Regions from separate parts of the Homo sapiens genome. Here region 1 is linked to region 2. Evidence: chromatin loops called from intact Hi-C (ENCODE). Cell type or tissue: body of pancreas. All regions are shown on one strand. Each heading gives the region's core, and the rest is flanking DNA. Links, peaks and the distances in the headings are about the cores only. Region 1 overlaps LOC124903315 (a long non-coding RNA gene). Region 2 has its middle 7.2 kb from the start of FRMD6-AS1.

Region 1 (8,341 bases), core at 38-8,037, 350 kb before region 2:
GACTCCAAATCTCATCTCTTATTTCCCTCCAAGAGGGTTTTTTGCTCCATAAAATTTTGAAGGCCCTGAGGGCAAAGAAATATAGGGCCTGGAAAAAAGGTAATGTTAGTGATGAGGATAATGATAATGATGATGATGGTGCTGATGGAGGTAATGATGATGATAGTGATGATGAAGATGGTGATGATGGCAGTGATTATGATGGTGATTGTGATGGTGGTACTTTAAAGCAATGATCCCCAACCTTTTTGGTACTAGGGACCAGTTTTGTGGAAAACAGTTTTTCCATGAACCAGAGTTGGGGATGGTTTTGGGGTGATTCAAGTGCATTACATTTATTGTGTACTTTATTTCTATTATTATTGCGTTGTAATATATATGATCAAATAATTATACACCTCACCATAATGTAGAATCAGTGGGAGCTCTGAGCTTGTTTCCTACCACTAGATGGTCCCATCTGGGAATGATGGGAGATAGTGACACCCAAAGTGTGTTGGTTATGTCCAGTCTACTCCATAATCTCGTTTGGGTTGCTGTCACTGCAGAAAACCCTGCTTCACAATGATAGAAAGTTGGAAATGGAAGGAGGATTTTCAGTGCTTTTATGGCAATCTCAGGACATTCCAACTTGACTTTAATCCAAAAGATACGGAGATTTGAAGTTGTCTCAAATGTGCTTTTAAGGCCACCAGATGCAGTTGTACAATTGAAGGACATCAACTCACTTGTTGCTATAAAGTCTGCCACCAGATGTAGCTTGTCACTTGCCACTCACTGATTTGATAGGAGTCTGCAAGTAATTGATTTATTATGGTCTCTGTGCAGTCAAACCTCCCTGCCAATGTTAATCTGTATTTGCAGCCACTACACAGCACTAGCATCACCACCTTAGGTTATCAGGCATTTGATTCTTCTAAGGAGCATGCAACCTGGATTCCTCACATGCGCAGTTGACAATAGGGTTCATGCTTCTGTGAGAATCTAATGTTGCAGCTGATCTGACAGGAGGCGGAGCTCAGGTGGTAATATGAGCAATGGAGAGTGGCTGTAAATACAGATGAAGCTTTGCTGGCTTGCCCCTCATTTCCTGCTGTGCGGCCTGGTTTCCAACAGACCATGGACCAGCGCTGGTCCATGGCCTGGGAGTTGGGGACCCCTGCTTTAAAGAACACCCAGATCCAGGGAAAGCTGAAGGTAACAGAAAATAAAACCCCCCCTTTCCACAGTGCTTTCACCTGTTTTTTTCTCATTTCATCCTTACTACAATCCTGTGTGATGTGTATTATGATCATTCCCATTTTAGAGAACTTGAATCCAAAGCAATTTTTCAACAATGAGCAAGAGAAGCAGGTGATAAACATTTATTCTGCTTTTTATATTCCTAGTGTTTGTAAAAATCAGTTCCAAGTCTTTTAATGGCACGTTAGGCTTTCAATAAATTTGGTAAAAATCACCAATTTTTCATGCTTAAAAGCAAATTTTGTTCATGCCAAGTTACTGCTAAACTGTTGAGAAGGAATGAATTGAAGTATATTAACTTAGAGGGATTTCAGTTTTATTGTCACTATTATCTTTAGATGGGGAGATGAAGATGCAGATAAAGGCATATTAGTAGGTCCCATTTTGATTAAATATATGTTAAACATTCCTTCTTAAGCTATGGTGACCAGCCGGTAGGGAGAGAGAAAGAAGTCAGGGGGTTTCTTCCCCCATCTCTGCCCCCTTCCCTCCTTGCTTGGCTGGGGTTTAAGCAGATGGCCACAGATCCTGCTGGGCAGCCCCTCTCCCACAGCCATGTCCCTAATGGCCCTGACAAGGTTCCCATAACATCATCCCTTCTTCTTGCCCCTTAGACTTAGGGGCAATAATTGCTTCCTGCTGTTCCTGGTTGCTGATTGTTTTACCATTCCCTTTACCCTGCCCATTACTAAGCTGATATTGCTCAGCTCCTCACCACCCTTTTTTATGCCCTGCTTTTTGGTACTGGGCTGTGATGTTCCAAAAGACATCCCTCTTTGTCAGCAGCTCTCTGTCGGTTCTGCCAATATAGGGTGCTGTGGGGAGCCTGCAAGACTGGAGGGAGGAGCAGGGACCCATTCCTCCTTTTGCTTGTGCTTCCCCTTAGACTATCCTCAGCAGCCATCCTTCCTACAGCAGCCTTGGGATGCAGCCTCCCGTGTTTTTCTGGCACTCTCAGGGCCGTCCTTGTGCTTGCTCTCAAGGACCTGTAATAACCGGGCAGCCCCTCTTCAGAGGCCTCAGACCCACATCTGCTGCCCTGCTCCGAGCTTCTGGGTGACAACACTAAGCTCTTCCCTTTGTTTCCTGGCCCGAGTGGTGCTAGCCTGTCCTTCACAGTTGCTTTTCTGTGTTACTTTTATGATTCCTTTCACATATTCAGATCTCCAACCCCTTTCTTTTTTTCTTTTTATTGTGAAAAACACATAAATGTTACCATCCTAACCTTTTTAAGTGCACAGTTCAGTGGTGTTAAGTAGCTTCACATTGTTTTGCATCTAATCTCCAGAACTTTTTCATCTTACAAAACCGAACCTCTCTGCCCTTGAAACAGATCCCCATTGCCCGTCCCCCAGCCCCTGATGACCACCATTCTACTCTCTGTCTCTACGAATTGACTACTTTAGATACTTCATATAAAGATCTCCAATCCTTTCTTTATATTTAATTCACCTTATTAAAATAATCAGCACAGTTTTTGTTTTCCTGATTGGACTCTGACTGATCCATCTCTGTAAATAGTCCCTTCTTTAAACAATTTTCAATTAAACTCTTTGAATGGCCATCTGATCCATGCTGGGACCGCAGCTGATACACTATGGAATTACTGGGGAGGTCAGATGAAGATTAGGTTAAAATAATAATAACAGTAAAAACTCTTTTAACTAAAAAGCACTATATATTATAATTCATAGTAGTAATAATTTAAGTGAGGCCACATCTGAGCTTCCCCTGCAGGGCCTTGAAACACTGACATCCAGAGAAGAAGAATAATAAACAAGAAAGTGGCTGCAATGCCAGAGTTTCAACAGATCCTTTGTGGCTCTAGAACTGGAACTCTGTCTCCTTTTCTAAGACAGGATGTGGGGAATCTTATAAAAAGCTTCATATTTGTATTCACAAGTTAATGTGGGAAAGAAACCAGGATTTCTGTGTCCTTAAGTGATACGGAGACTCTGGCTCCAGCAAGACAAGGCTCCGATCCCAGATGTCAGTCCCCAGCGATTCAGGGACACTTCAACATCCTGACTTCAAATGAAAAATCAGGTTGCTTTTCGAGAGTTGTAAAAGACTGGAAACTCCCTGACCACTCGCCAACTCACAGATGCCAGAAACTCTGCAGCCATAGCCCTGGCCAGAGATTTTTCTGGCAGAGTGGGGTCCCCTGACCTCTTTAAGAGGAGCACTGCTTTCTGAGGGCTCAGAAGGCAATCTGAGGCTCCAGCATCTTGGCCAGGGGCTGTGAAGAGACAAGTGGAGCACAGGGTGGGGTATGCAGGGAGCAGGAGGTATCATGGGCGGGCCCCTCAGGGAGGGCCGTGGATTATTCAAAAGTGCCCTGGCCTGCTGTGCATTCTGGAGGATATTCACCATCAACCCTGCCAGGAAAGAAGGCCTCACAAAACACCAGGTCTGAAGGAAGGATCAAGGAATTTCTTTGACAGATGTTAATCAAGAAAACCTGAACACCAAGGGAGGCTATTGCTTCCTCCTGAAACTATTTGACTGGCTTGGTCTCTTTGTACTTGGGTGGGACTAACCATGAGAAAAAGCTCATCTGTGTGAGTTTCGTGGCTCAATGTTATGGGGTACAGACGTGAGCTACTCCTCTAATGTCCAGGAGCTGTATCAATCCCAAGAAATGACTTGCAATATCCTGCATGTGTGTGTGTGTTTTCAGGGAGGGATCTGGAACAATTTTCTGGGGCCTGTAAATGTAAGCTGATTCACAAGATGAAGTGCCCCCTCCCTGCCTCTTCCCCCATCCCGGAATTGAGAACGGCTCTAGATTATGAGGCAGAGGAGGCTGGAGCAATGACTTTCCTCCCGGAATACCCGACAGTACCCTGCCTGGCAAGCCTTGTGTACTGTCTTTATAGGAGTACTTACTAAACTGAACATATAGAAGCAGCCTTCAACTTTTAGGAATCCACATACATTCCTCCCATCCAGAAGGTTAGCTTGTGATGAGAGATTCTTTTGGGGATCTCATTAACAGTTTCTTCTGTTTGTGGGATGGCTCTTCCCAAAGGGGTCTTAAAATCAGAGAACAGGCCTGGCGCAGTGGCTCATGCCTATTATCCCAGCACTTTGGGAGGCCAAGGTGGGCGGATCACGAGGTCAGGAGATTGACCATCCTGGCTAATGCAGTGAAACCCCGTCTCTACTAAAAATACAAAAAGATTAGCCAGGCGTGGTGGCGGGTGCCTGTAGTCCCATCTACTCCAGAGGCTGAGGCAGGAGAATGCCATGAACCCGGGAGGCGGAGCTTGCAGTGAGCCGAAATCAGCCACTGCACTCCAGCCTGGGCAACAGAGCGAGACTCCTTCTCAAAAAAACAAAACAAAACAGAACAACAGAGAACAAGATACTCAAGTTTGGGAGGCTAAGTGCTAATATTGGTTTTCCTACCAACTCTTTTTTGTCCCAGTTACATCATCCACAAATTCATAGTCTCTCCCCCTCTCTACTACTCAATAAAGTTATTATGGGGAATTGTGATTAAAAAATGAGAGGAAGGAAATTTGTAAACTCAAAGTTGTAGTATTAGTGTAGCTAGATGAAATAAGAGTTGGTTCCCCTTCCATGTTATTAGCGGAGAAAAAGAGACAGATTGAGGGAGGAAAAAGAGATGTAGCAGGATATTGTCATTAAGATCACAGCAAACTAACATGACATACTGTTGGTGAGTAGGTAAGAAAGATAGCTCTGAGTCCCTCACTTTAAGACACGTAACGGAAAGGAGTCAGAACATTGCAGGAAGTGAAAGGACTATTTGATTCATCATTATCCTATTCTTAGTTGGAATTATTTTCCTCTTCATTTTAGTTATGACCACGGGTCAGCCAGACATTAAGACAAGAGCACAGGGTTACAGTGTGGGAGCCCTATTTAATTGATTCCAGAATGCACATCTGTCACATCCTAACATCTCTGGGGATCAGCTCATGGTGTTGGTCAGGCTCTGTGGAGATACAGTCGTTAATAATATCATGGCAGTTCACACTGTCATCATGTCAATTGAATTGGATGCATTGTTGATGGTATAGGTGTTGAATTTAATTGCGTTTAGAAGATCCTCAAAAAATTATACTATGATTTGACATTAAAATGAAAAATTACCTTGTGTGCAAAAAGGCGTAGAAACAGAGCAGCAGGACTTTAATTTGATATTAGTGAAGCAGATACGCATGGTTGGAGGAATGAACACAATAGTGCATAATTTTTGCAAAGTAACAACCGAACTGCTTTCTGGAGCCTAAGAGAGGAAGAGCCATCCCTTAAGTAGAAGAAACTGTTAATGAGTTTCACAGAAGGATTGACCATCACAAGCCCAGTCGAGTGACAGCAGAAACTGCTGGCACATCTTGGATGAATGAAAGAAACGTCAAAGCAATCAGAGGCTTGCATGACTGGATAACTATAGTTAAAGCAGTGTATCATGTCGTCTAAAGGATGGTGTTGCTCCTGGTGACTCATAAGGTGTGTCTTAGGATCAATGGAAAATGGTACAAATGTAAGCTTATAACATTCAGGGAGTTACTACCATTTTTAAAAGAAAAGGCAGACAGACCTAGTGCCTCTTTTGCTGGTGGGCTTAGTCTTTTGAGAATCAGTACAGAGGTCGGCACATGGCCGATCAGGGACTATGTGCCTGTGGTGCTACTTGCCCTAATGACTCAGAACACACAGGAGATAGGACAGGTCTCAAGAGTGTGGAGGAATAGAGCAAGTGTCCAGGACCTGTCCTCCTTCTAGACATGTGAATGTGAGATGGACAATGGATTTTTTTAAAAAAGAGTACAGTTCTTTATTTAAAGAAAGAATTTGCAGTTTTGGAATGCTTCTTATAAACCAGCAAAAACTAACCCTAGATTTTAAAAAAGCCTAGCAGTTTCAGCACCCTACAACAAATATAAAACGTTTTAAAGTAAATTCAACTAGTAAATATTTAATCATCTCCAAGATTATACCTTTAAATTTATGAAGCATGATTATTTTATGAGTATATTAAATTCTGTATGATGAATTTTTAATGTCCCTAAAATAACAAAATTACTTCAGATTAATAAAAGGACCAGAAACAAATATTGCATATATCTATTTTATTTCTGCCAGATTTCTATTAACAATCAAGACATGAGTAAAGAGAATATTTTCAAGCTTGTGTCCTCATCCATCCCATCCCATCCCCACCTTGAATTTCCTCAGGTGTGGATAAACCTTTCTAGACATTTCAGGTTTTTAATTCTTCAATATGTTTATGATCGTTCTTAATCTGGGCCCCATCGCCAGCGTTCCATGGATAGGCTACAGGGAACCCGTGTACACTTGAAATTATATAAACAGTCCTGAGCACTGTGTGCATTTTGGTGGTGGTAGGGAGAGGTATTCTGGTTGTTATATATTTCCTAAAAGTGCCCATATTTTAAAGAATGAAAGCATCCATTAACCACTGTTGAGCATTTTGGATTTGTTGTGACTTGGTCCTTGGCCCCTCCTAGACGTAAAATGGGAACTTTTAGTGAGTAAGTATTCTGCCTTAACAGGAGGCTGCGTCTAGACCCAGCAACAAGGGAGAGGGAGATTCTTGAGCAACAAGACACCCGGGAAATGGCTTTGTGATTCCGTCTTGGTTTTGGGATTTGGTTGCCAATGTGTCCCTGCTCTTCCTCAAAATAAACAAAGAAAAGCCCCTGCATTCCTGTGCCACCCAGGTTCAATCTGGAACTTTGAACTTTGTTTTTTTTTTTTTTTTTTTTTTTTAAGTGACAGAAACCAGGTCCCAATCATTGAGTTTTCCTCTCCCTCTGACGGGGTCAGAGATCTCCAGACTGTGATATGGATAAGACTGGGGGAGGCTGCAGGGGCAGCTATCCAGGCCATTCGCCACTGGTGGTGACTGTTATACTCTAATTTAAAAATGCAAAAAAAAAGGTCAGGTTGAATGGAGTCTCATTGAGTTCCATGAAATTCCCCTACCTCATGGGCCTGGCATGGCCTAAACTGATGGTCAGCCTCTGAACATCATAGGCTGGGCCGTGACTTAAGAGTCAAGACGTTTCAGAGTAGCAGGTATCAGCGTTGGAGATGTTTGTTAAAAAATCTCCAATCCTTGTTAAAAACAAGCATTTGTTTTTGGTGGAGAGCTTGTTAAAAACACAGGTTCCTCAGATCACCCCCAGAGATTCTGATTCAATAGGTCTAGGGTGGAATCCTGGAATTGGCATCTTTAAACCAGCATCTCCAGGTGATTGTGAGAAAGGGGCTGGAAAAGGTTTCGGTATTCCATGTGTTGAGAGCCTGGATGAAGAGAAGGACATCTGGGCCCTCAAATGTTCTGTCTTTCCTGTGTTAATTCTGTTGGGTCTGAGTCCTCTCCTTATTTTCTGGGAATGGCTTAAGAGGGGAGCCCTGCCCTCCTGAAAGGGCACTGCGTGCGAGATGAAACATTTCAGCTAAAACCATGACCAAGAATTGTCTGTCGGGGCTGTGTTTTTCCAAGCCCCTGACCCCAGCAAGGCTGTGCTTTCATCTGAAGTAGAGAATGTGCAAAGGTAGAAGTTTCTGTGGGCTTCAATCTTAGGGGAGGCAGAGTGGTATGGTGGAAGAGCACTAACCTGGGAGTCCTAAGTCATTCATTCATTCACTCATATACTTGGTTGCTTACCGTGTGCTAAGTACTGTCTTAGGTGCTGGGATTCAAGGGTGAACAAGACATAGTGCATGCCTTCATGGAACCTTCACACTAATCAGAGTGAAAGACTTTCAAAAATGGTTCTAAAGTTTCTACAGGGTTGGGGATTGGGACTTTAGTCTGGTTTTGAGACAGAAAGGGAATGGCAAAGATACTTGACTTAAAGGTGATCTTATATTGCAAAATGACTTGTCTCTTCTCATGTTAACTGTTTATTTGGAGTGGATGATGATGAGGAAGAACCGATGGAGATTGTTGAGCAGTCAAAGATGCTCCCTCACCGCCCCCTCCTGCAGTCCTGCCACACACAGCGTAACACCAAGCTACCCCTTGGTGCCACCATCAGAATAAACAAATCATTATTTAATTCATGTAATCAATCAGTTGATTAGTTAATGACAG
Region 2 (8,341 bases), core at 225-8,224:
TTGCTGATATTTTAATTGGAGATTCCTGGCCCTGTCACCAGTTCTTAAATGGTACTGATACATTGCCAAGTTTGGAAACCACTGTCTAAAAGCAATCAGCTAATAAGTCTAAGTGGAAATCAGGCAATATTTGAAAAAGGTGCTTAATGATCCCGTTTACAACTATTCTTCTTGGGTTTTGTCTTCATGAGAATTTGAGTATATTTGAATTCATAATTATATATTCTTTATTGTAAATGCTAGTGATATGATGAACAATAAAAGTATAAAAATAAGAAAATGGCTTTAATCCATATGAATCTGATTGGTTTGATTTATACAAACAATTCTTGATAGCCCTAATAATCATTTCAATGTTTACTTCTACATATTTGGCAGTAGCTATTTGTTTAAAACACACATAGTTTCATCTATTAAATATATTTCTACTAAACCACTTAAAAATAAAATTTAGCAAATTATTTAAGTAATGATAATTTTCCATGGTAAGAGCTAATATCCACTAACTTCTGGTTAAATTTTGGAGTTTATACTTTATTAACATAACTTTCCTTTTTTTTTTCTTTTTTGACAGAGTCTTGCTCTGTCACCCAGGCTGGAGTACAGTGGCACGATCTCAGCTCACTGCAACCTCCACCTCCCAGGTTCAAGCAATTCTCACGCCTCAGCCTCCCAAGTAGCTGGGATTATAGGCGATGCCACCACACCCTGCTAATTTTTTGTATTTATTTATTTATTTAGTAGAGAGGGGGTTTCCCTATGTTGGCCAGGCTGGTCTTGAACTCCTGTCCTCAAGTGATCCATTCGCCTTAGCCTCCCAAAGTGCTGGGATTACAGGTGTGAGCCACCATGCCCTGCCTATTCTCCTCCTTTAAGACTTAATTTTTGTTCAATAAATTGATTCTTCATTGCTATTAAGTGAAAAGCTTAGGTTTCCAACTTTTTTCTTTTGGGTCTTCACTATTGTTTAATTGGGATTAAGATAAATCTTATCCTACCTCTGTTGAGAAAGAGTCTCCTATTTACCTTTCCCCTCAAAATCTCTACATACTAAAAAAGAAGGTGATCTAGGACGAGATAAAATGTGTACTGAACGTCTTGGGGCTGTGGGAAGATCCAAATAAAGTTAGGGGAACGGTGGAGGCAGAAACTGAGTCCAAATATCTCACTCTTTAGGTCCCAAAGACATGATCCTTCACCTCCAGCAACTTTTCAATAGACACTTGGCAGGCTCAGCCAGCATCCCCCAGATACTAACTGCCCTGACTCACAGGGCACCTCAATGTTCCAGTCAAGTTCACCCTTTCGATCAGTGGCTTTCAAGTCGGGGCAGCAATTCTTTGTTGTGAGGTTCTGTCCCCTGTGTTGTAGGACGTTGAGCAGCATCCCTAGCCTCTGCTTGCTGGAAGCCTACAGTAGCACTGTCCCTCCTCCCCGCTTTCCCCATAAAGCTGTGACACCAAAAATACCTCCAGACATTGCCAAATGTTCTCGTAGGGGCAAAATCACCCCCTATCCAAGGACCACTAGAAGTGACAAAATATGGCTTTGAAGGTTCCCTTGTCTCACGATTATCTCCCACCTTACAGATGCCAAAATTTATTAATAAGGCCACGTACCTTTTGTTTCACAATCATAGACTTAAAGGCTTAAACTGTAGGTACTAGTTTGAGGTGATTTTGGTGGGATTTCAGTGAAAGTACAACTAGTCAGTCATTAATGGCAAAGGGTTGGTTTTCAGAACCTTTCTGAGTCTGCTCAGAAGGGAACATAGTGAGAGAGAGAGAGGGTTTTCAACATCTGAAGTGGGCTACTTTTTAGAAAAAGGAGGCCAGAGGCCGGGCATGGTGGCTCACGCTTGTAATCCCAGCACTTTGGGAGGCCAAGGTGGGGGCATCACCTGAGGTCAGGAGTTTGAGACCAGCCTGGCCAACATTGTGAAACCCTGTCTCTACTAATAATAGAAAAATTAGTCAGGTGTGGCAGAGCACACCTGTAATGCCAGCTACTTGGGAGACTGAGGCAGAATTGCTTGAACCCGGAGGTGGAGGTTGCAGTGAGCCGAGATCACGCCATTGCCCTCCATCCTGGGCGACAAGAGAGAAACTCCATCTCCTAAGTAAATAAATAAATAAATAATACAAAGGAGGCTAGAGACTAAGAACAAACTTCCAAAGCTTGATTACTTTACCTGGAATTATTTGTCCCTCTGTCAAACATGTTCCTGGTGCCTCATCAGGTGTGGTGCTAGATGTAGTATGAAATATACAGTCACTTCAGCATTTCTGTAGGAGGAAGATGGCCTAGGGCATGGTGAGATGTTAAATATTTTAGAGGAATAATTTGAATGTAAAGCTCCAGGACTAGAGATTAGGTTTTGTTTACCTGTGTCCCTAAGACCTAGTATACAATACTTAATAAGTATCTGCTAAATGAATCAACAAATCAATGATGGAGAAAGCCCTAAAAGAGCCAGGGGAGCAGGGGATACAGAGCTTTGGTAGGAGGAGATTAACTGAGAAGAGTCAGGAGAGAATGGCCTAGGAGAAAGATACGGAAAAATCTGTAGGTGGAAAGGACTGAAGCTCTAGGGAGAAAATGCCTGACCAAGTCTGTACCAGAAGCAAGGCAGTTTAGGGACAAAGGGCATGAGCTTAGAGTCAGATTTCCTAGGTTCAGATCCAAGCATCACTACTTATTTTCTTTAAGAACTTGGGCATCTGTAAACCAGGGATAATATCTTCTTCAAAGGGCTGTTGTGAAGATTCAACAAGGTAATACATATAAACGTCACAGATCAGTGACCAGCAAGAGTAAGGCTCGGTTGACCATTGAGAGTGGCAGGATTTCAGAGTGGGATGAGGAACCTGTGGAGAGTCATAAACATGTGAACAGTCACTGTGTGATGAAAAGGAAAGACAGCCAGGCAGGGATGAATAAAAAGTTGACCCAACAGCTATGAGTGTTTCACTGACCAAACTGTTGTCTTGGTGATGTGACTAATCAACTCATTTATTCAATTTTCTTTAGGCTTCTTCAATGTCTTTAAAGCAAAATGTAAGAAAACGGATGATTGAGTTGACCTGAATTTTGGGATTGTTAAGAAAGCTGGATTAGAAGGTCAAAGGGATTGGGACACGAGACCACTCAGCGATTAAACTGAAAAGGAAAGAAGTCAAGCCAAAAAACGGCTAATAAACTGAAAGAACAGGGAGGGGTTTGGGGACTGAAAGTCTAGGGGGAGATGGTGACAGTGGCAGATGTGGTGGACAGAGTAGTTTCCAGTCCAAAGGTTCAGAGATGGAGCAGCTCCAGGAAACACAAGGTGCAGTTAAACCTTGGATGGAGGTGGCGGAGGCTGAGCAAATGGAGGCAAGGCCACACATTTTTCCTTGTTCAACTCAAACTATTCTGTTCCCAAGCGTATCTCATCAAAATGTTTTGTGAGCAAAGAATTCAACAATAACCACTCTAGTAAAATCCTGCTAATAAACTTCTTAATATCTTGAAAAGCTGGAGGATGTATAGTTAAGTATAGTTTCACTTTAGTTGAATGATTTCTTATTAAGAAATTAATAATTACAGTTTTAGTTATTCAATCAACATCACAGAACATCAAAAATAGGTAATCCTTCCCAAATTTGAATTAGATCCACTGATATCAATGCAGGGGGAAGGCTAAAAATAGAAATAAAATATACAATAAGGAACATCAATAGAATATTAATTATACCATACATTGACACTTGAAAAAAATAAACATTACGTGAACTGAGTGATATAAGGTGTCCCATTCAAATCAACCAAGGCTTCTTAAGGGATAGATCATTTTTCATCAATACCTGAGATATCCGGCCCAGAAGCTTCTCAAAAAATGTTAATCCTTTTCTGTTCTCATCTCAGTGCATCTCAGATTTCTCTGCCTCACCCTTCACACACACACACACACACACACACACACACACACTCACTCACTCTCTCTCTCTCTCTCTCCCTCCCTGATCTCTACGTGTAATTTATGGGATTCATTCATTCAACAAATATGTGTCAGATACTGTTCTAGATGAATGGGGCCATAGCAGTTAGAGAGATTTTAGATCTGTGCTCACGTGAAGCTTAAATTCTAAAAGGAGAGACAGTTAACATATTCATAAATCAGATAGTAAAATGTGCTATAAAAATAAGTGATGTGTTAATATTTCACAATGATTTGTATATTAAGTCTGTATTGTACATAAAACTATCATATATTAATGTGTCTCCTCATTATCCTTTAAATTGGGGTATAAGTGTGACAAAATGATCCAATATGGACTATTTGCAGAACAGAAAATCACTAAAAATGCTGATTCTGTTTTTCTGCTCAAGAAATCACATGGAATGTATGGCTTAATTATATAGGAATAACAAATATATAAAAATGTTTTTACAAGAGAGCGTATTTCCTCGCCCCCAGTCTTCCTCTTGAAGCTAAATCTAGTTAAGAGTGCTATTGGCCAGTACTTTCTTTTCTCCATACATGTCAAAAGTAAACATCTGAATCTGGGGTCCTTTGAGACCAATCTTCCAATCCATAATTTCTAATTCAATCTCCATGATCTAATTAGCAGTGTTCTTTCCTTGAAGAACTGAAGTATAAGAAGTCTGTTTAGGCTAATAGAATAATTTATTAGGCTACCTTTGAAAATGAAAAATCTAACCACTACCTTGCCTGTAGAAAACTTTCTTAATATTTTCTGGCATTTGGTTTCATAGCCAAGCCAAATCAAAATGAATGCAGATTTTGTTTCTAACCTAGAATCAGGTGAGAGGAGAAACAGCGATCTTATGTCGGGTGTTTCAAGGTACTGTCTTCCTTTCATCCAACCAGTTAGTATAGCTAGCACATCAGCATCTTGTTTTATAACCAAATCCCAACCACCATGGACAGGTAGGGTGTCCCTTGGAGGCTGCACCAAGTCCTTTAGCCTCAGTGAACTTCCCATGAAATTCCAGAGCTAGGAGAGCCTTTTTTTCTTCTTCTTCTTGAGACAGTGTCTTACTCTGTCACTCAGATTGAGTGCAGTGGCATGATCACAGCTCACTCCAGCCTTGACCTCCCGGGCTCAAGTGAACCTCCACCTCAAGTGAACCTCCTGAGGAGTAGCTGGGACCATAGCTGCAAGCCACTCCGCCCAGCTAATTTTTTATTTTTTTATTTTTTATTTTTATAGAGATAGGGTTTCACTATGTTATCCAGGCTGGTCTCGAACTCCTGGGCTCAAGCGATCCACCTGCCTTGGCCTCCCAAAGTGCTGAGATTACAGGCAGGAGCCACCACATTTGGCTTAGGATATCTTATTTGTACTTTTACTCATGATTCTTTCTTAAGCAATCAAAAACAAGTTCAAAGGCACATTTGTTATGCTTATAACCTACCCAGGGTAACTAAATTAAAACAGAATGGACAGGTTTCATAAATGCTCTTTGCCAGTGGAACTTTTGTTGGTATTCTCAAGAAAGCCAGCATTGGCCAGGCTGTACATGCGTATTCTGAAAGACAGATGTTCACCCCTCCCACTGTTCCAGTTCAGTATGTCTTAGGCACACATTGATATCACAAAACACTGAAGAGAGGCCGGGTGCGGTGGCTCAAGCCTGTAATCCCAGCACTTTGGGAGGCCCAGGCAGGTGGATCATGAGGTCAGGAGATCGACACAATCCTGGCTAACACAGCGAAACCCCGTCTCTACTAAAAATACAGAAAATTTGCTGGGGGTGGTGGCACGCGCCTGTAGTCTCGGCTACTCGGGAGGCTGAGGCAGGAGAAACGCTTGAACCCAGGAGGCAGAGGTTGCAATGAGCCGAGATCGCGCCACTGCACTCCAGCCTGGGCGACACAGCGAGACTCCATATCCAAAAAAAAAAAAAAAAAAAAAAAACCCACTGAAGAGAACCTCAGTGGCCCAAGACCTCCATAATGTTATCACTAGTGTTTCAAAGGAATCCTCTGAGAATATTATCTCAGATAATCAGAGCGTGCCTGAGACATAAGTCAAAGAGTAACCAGTCTGTCACCAGATAGATTGCTGCTTCCTTTCTTCTTGCGTATCCTAATGGGAGTGGAGGGAATTGCCTCCCAACTCTGGGGTAAGCTTTTTTTTCCCCCAGGTTTTCAGTGAGTGATCAAAGAATCAGAGCTGCAAAACTACTCTGGAACCTTTAAGACCCATTGTATATCACACAAACAGAATACATGAGTTAAGTTTCATACTGTAGGGAATCCACCCTTTGTCCTGCCCTTCTGCTTGACATTTTTCTGTACTAGAGCTCTTCTATCTTCAGTCTTCTGTATAAGGTAAAGTCTCATGCATAAGGCAGCAATCCCATGTTTATACATAATTCCTCAACTATATTTTAGTTAGTAGCAGTATCCCTTAACCTAGCACTGCCTTGCCGCTATGCCTTTCAACTCCAAGACGCCAGTGTAATTCTCTACGATGGGCCCTCTCTCTACATTGTGCAACACCTTCCCAAGAGCAAGGGGCAGGGTCTGGCCCTTCCAGCCTTATCAAACCTTTCTTATTACATCTGGAGTATTCTAGTATTCAAGCCCTCAAGGAATGGGAATTGTGATGTTTGTGGTGAAATTAAAGCCATAATAGAATGGAAACAAAGTAGTTCTTTAAATACATCCCCTGTAAACCATATTAAAATGAAACTTTGACCCTGGATAATCAAGTTATTCTACTTTTACATATTTTTTTTTCAAAATTTGATGATCAGGAGAATAGAATTTAATGAATTTAATTTTTTCAACTCTGTATTTCTATAAATTGGGTAAAAGTAAATCTTCTTGAGTTAGATTGCTACATAAGCCCCGTGCTATGCTGCCTCTGAAAAATAATTATGCGTATTCCTGGTTAGGGGCTCCCGGTGTATGGTAATTAGACAGCTGGGTTAAATGAATGATAATCAATTTTCCTGACTTTTCTTAAGCATTAAAGTCTCTTTGGGTACTTTATTTTACTAGCTGAGAATAATAAAAAGAGCATTTTAAATGTTAGGCAGTGAAAATCAGGACCATAACACTAAACTATTTAAGTTTCCATGTGAGATTATTTTCTTTCATTAGCTACAGGGACATCTAAAACCTTAAAGTAGGACTTAATTAAATTTATTTTGTTTGTTTAAAGTACTTTTTGTTTTGCTTTTAAAATGAATCTCAGTAATTACCAAAAAGAAAAATGAACTTAATTTCTTTATTATGACCTTCAGCCAGAATGATGAACGGTATTTAATTCTGGAAAAGTATTCTTTAAAAGCCAGTATGTTAAATCACTGACTTCTCTCTTAGACTAGAACTTACATATCAGCATTAAAACATACTCTGAATGCTGGATAGCCCTGATTTATTATTATTATTAATTAATTAATTTATTGAGATGGAGTTTTGCTCTTGTTGCCTAGGCTGGAGTGCAATGGCGCGATCTTAGTTCACTGCAACCTCCGCCTCCCAGGTTCAAGCGATTTTCCTGCCTCAGCCTCCTGAGTAGCTGGGATTACCGGCATGTGCCACCATGCCTGGCTAACTTTGTATTTTTAGTAGAGATGGGGTTTCTCCATGTTGGTCAGGCTGGTCTCGAACTCCTGACCTCAGGTGATTTGCCCACCTCCGTCTCCCAAAGTGCTGGGATTACAGGCATGAGCCACCGCGCCCAGCCAATAAGCCTGAATTATACAAAAGATAAAAATAATTTTTTTTCTTCTAATATGCTAATCTTAATTGTCAACATACTATCCTGGTGTCTAGAAAATACCTGTAAAGGAATGTGAATTACAGCAGTTCTTATCTCATTTTCTATATTACTGTGTTCTTTACACCAAAATGTACAAATACCACCTACCAAAGTTTACACCTCTCAAAATAAGGCTATGGCCATCATGCTTTAAAAGCATGGCTCTGTGTGCTTGTTCACTCTGTGTCCTCTGCCATATGCCTACACTTAAAATAACCTGGGGATATTTAAAACATTCCAAAGCCCAAGCCATACCACAGACCAATTAAATTATATGCCTGAGACACAGGCATCAATAGTTTTTGAAAGTTTCTAGGTAATTCCAACGTGCTTGCAAGTTTGAGAGCACTGTCTCAACCAACTTGTTCTCAGGCAAACTTCTGTTTATCCTTCCCTTCTCAGTTCACAGGGGATGTTTGATGCTCTCCCTCCCTAGGCCTTCTCACTATTCTTCCTGCGTATCTCTACCATAGCATGAACTAACTATGTTGTAACTGTTAACTCACGTGTCTGTTCCCCTAATCTACTATAAGATTAAGGAGTATTTTTATTTTTGAATCTCT

Evidence for each region. Peaks named below come from ENCODE experiments on the same cell type or tissue, not always from the same donor. Only the 100,000 strongest peaks of a DNase experiment are listed, where the experiment ranks them.
Region 1: a loop joins it to region 2, with 2.2 times the contacts of the local background. A loop is called at or near these places in 62 of 110 quality-filtered maps.

Annotation. Positions count from the first base shown.
Region 1 is chr14:51,290,173-51,298,513 of GRCh38, forward strand. LOC124903315 (a long non-coding RNA gene) reads left to right here. Exons shown (of 2, transcript XR_007064164.1): 2 at 2,980-6,330. Among named protein-coding and RNA genes, the nearest start is that of LINC00519, 34 kb to the right of the region's middle. In body of pancreas, for the core only: no CTCF peak of the experiment used is centred there; a DNase peak (open chromatin) is centred at 3,329; H3K27ac peaks cover 1,373 bases.
Region 2 is chr14:51,640,422-51,648,762 of GRCh38, forward strand. It overlaps a transcript of FRMD6 not described here. Among named protein-coding and RNA genes, the nearest start is that of FRMD6-AS1, 7.2 kb to the right of the region's middle. In body of pancreas, for the core only: no CTCF peak of the experiment used is centred there; no DNase peak of the experiment used is centred there.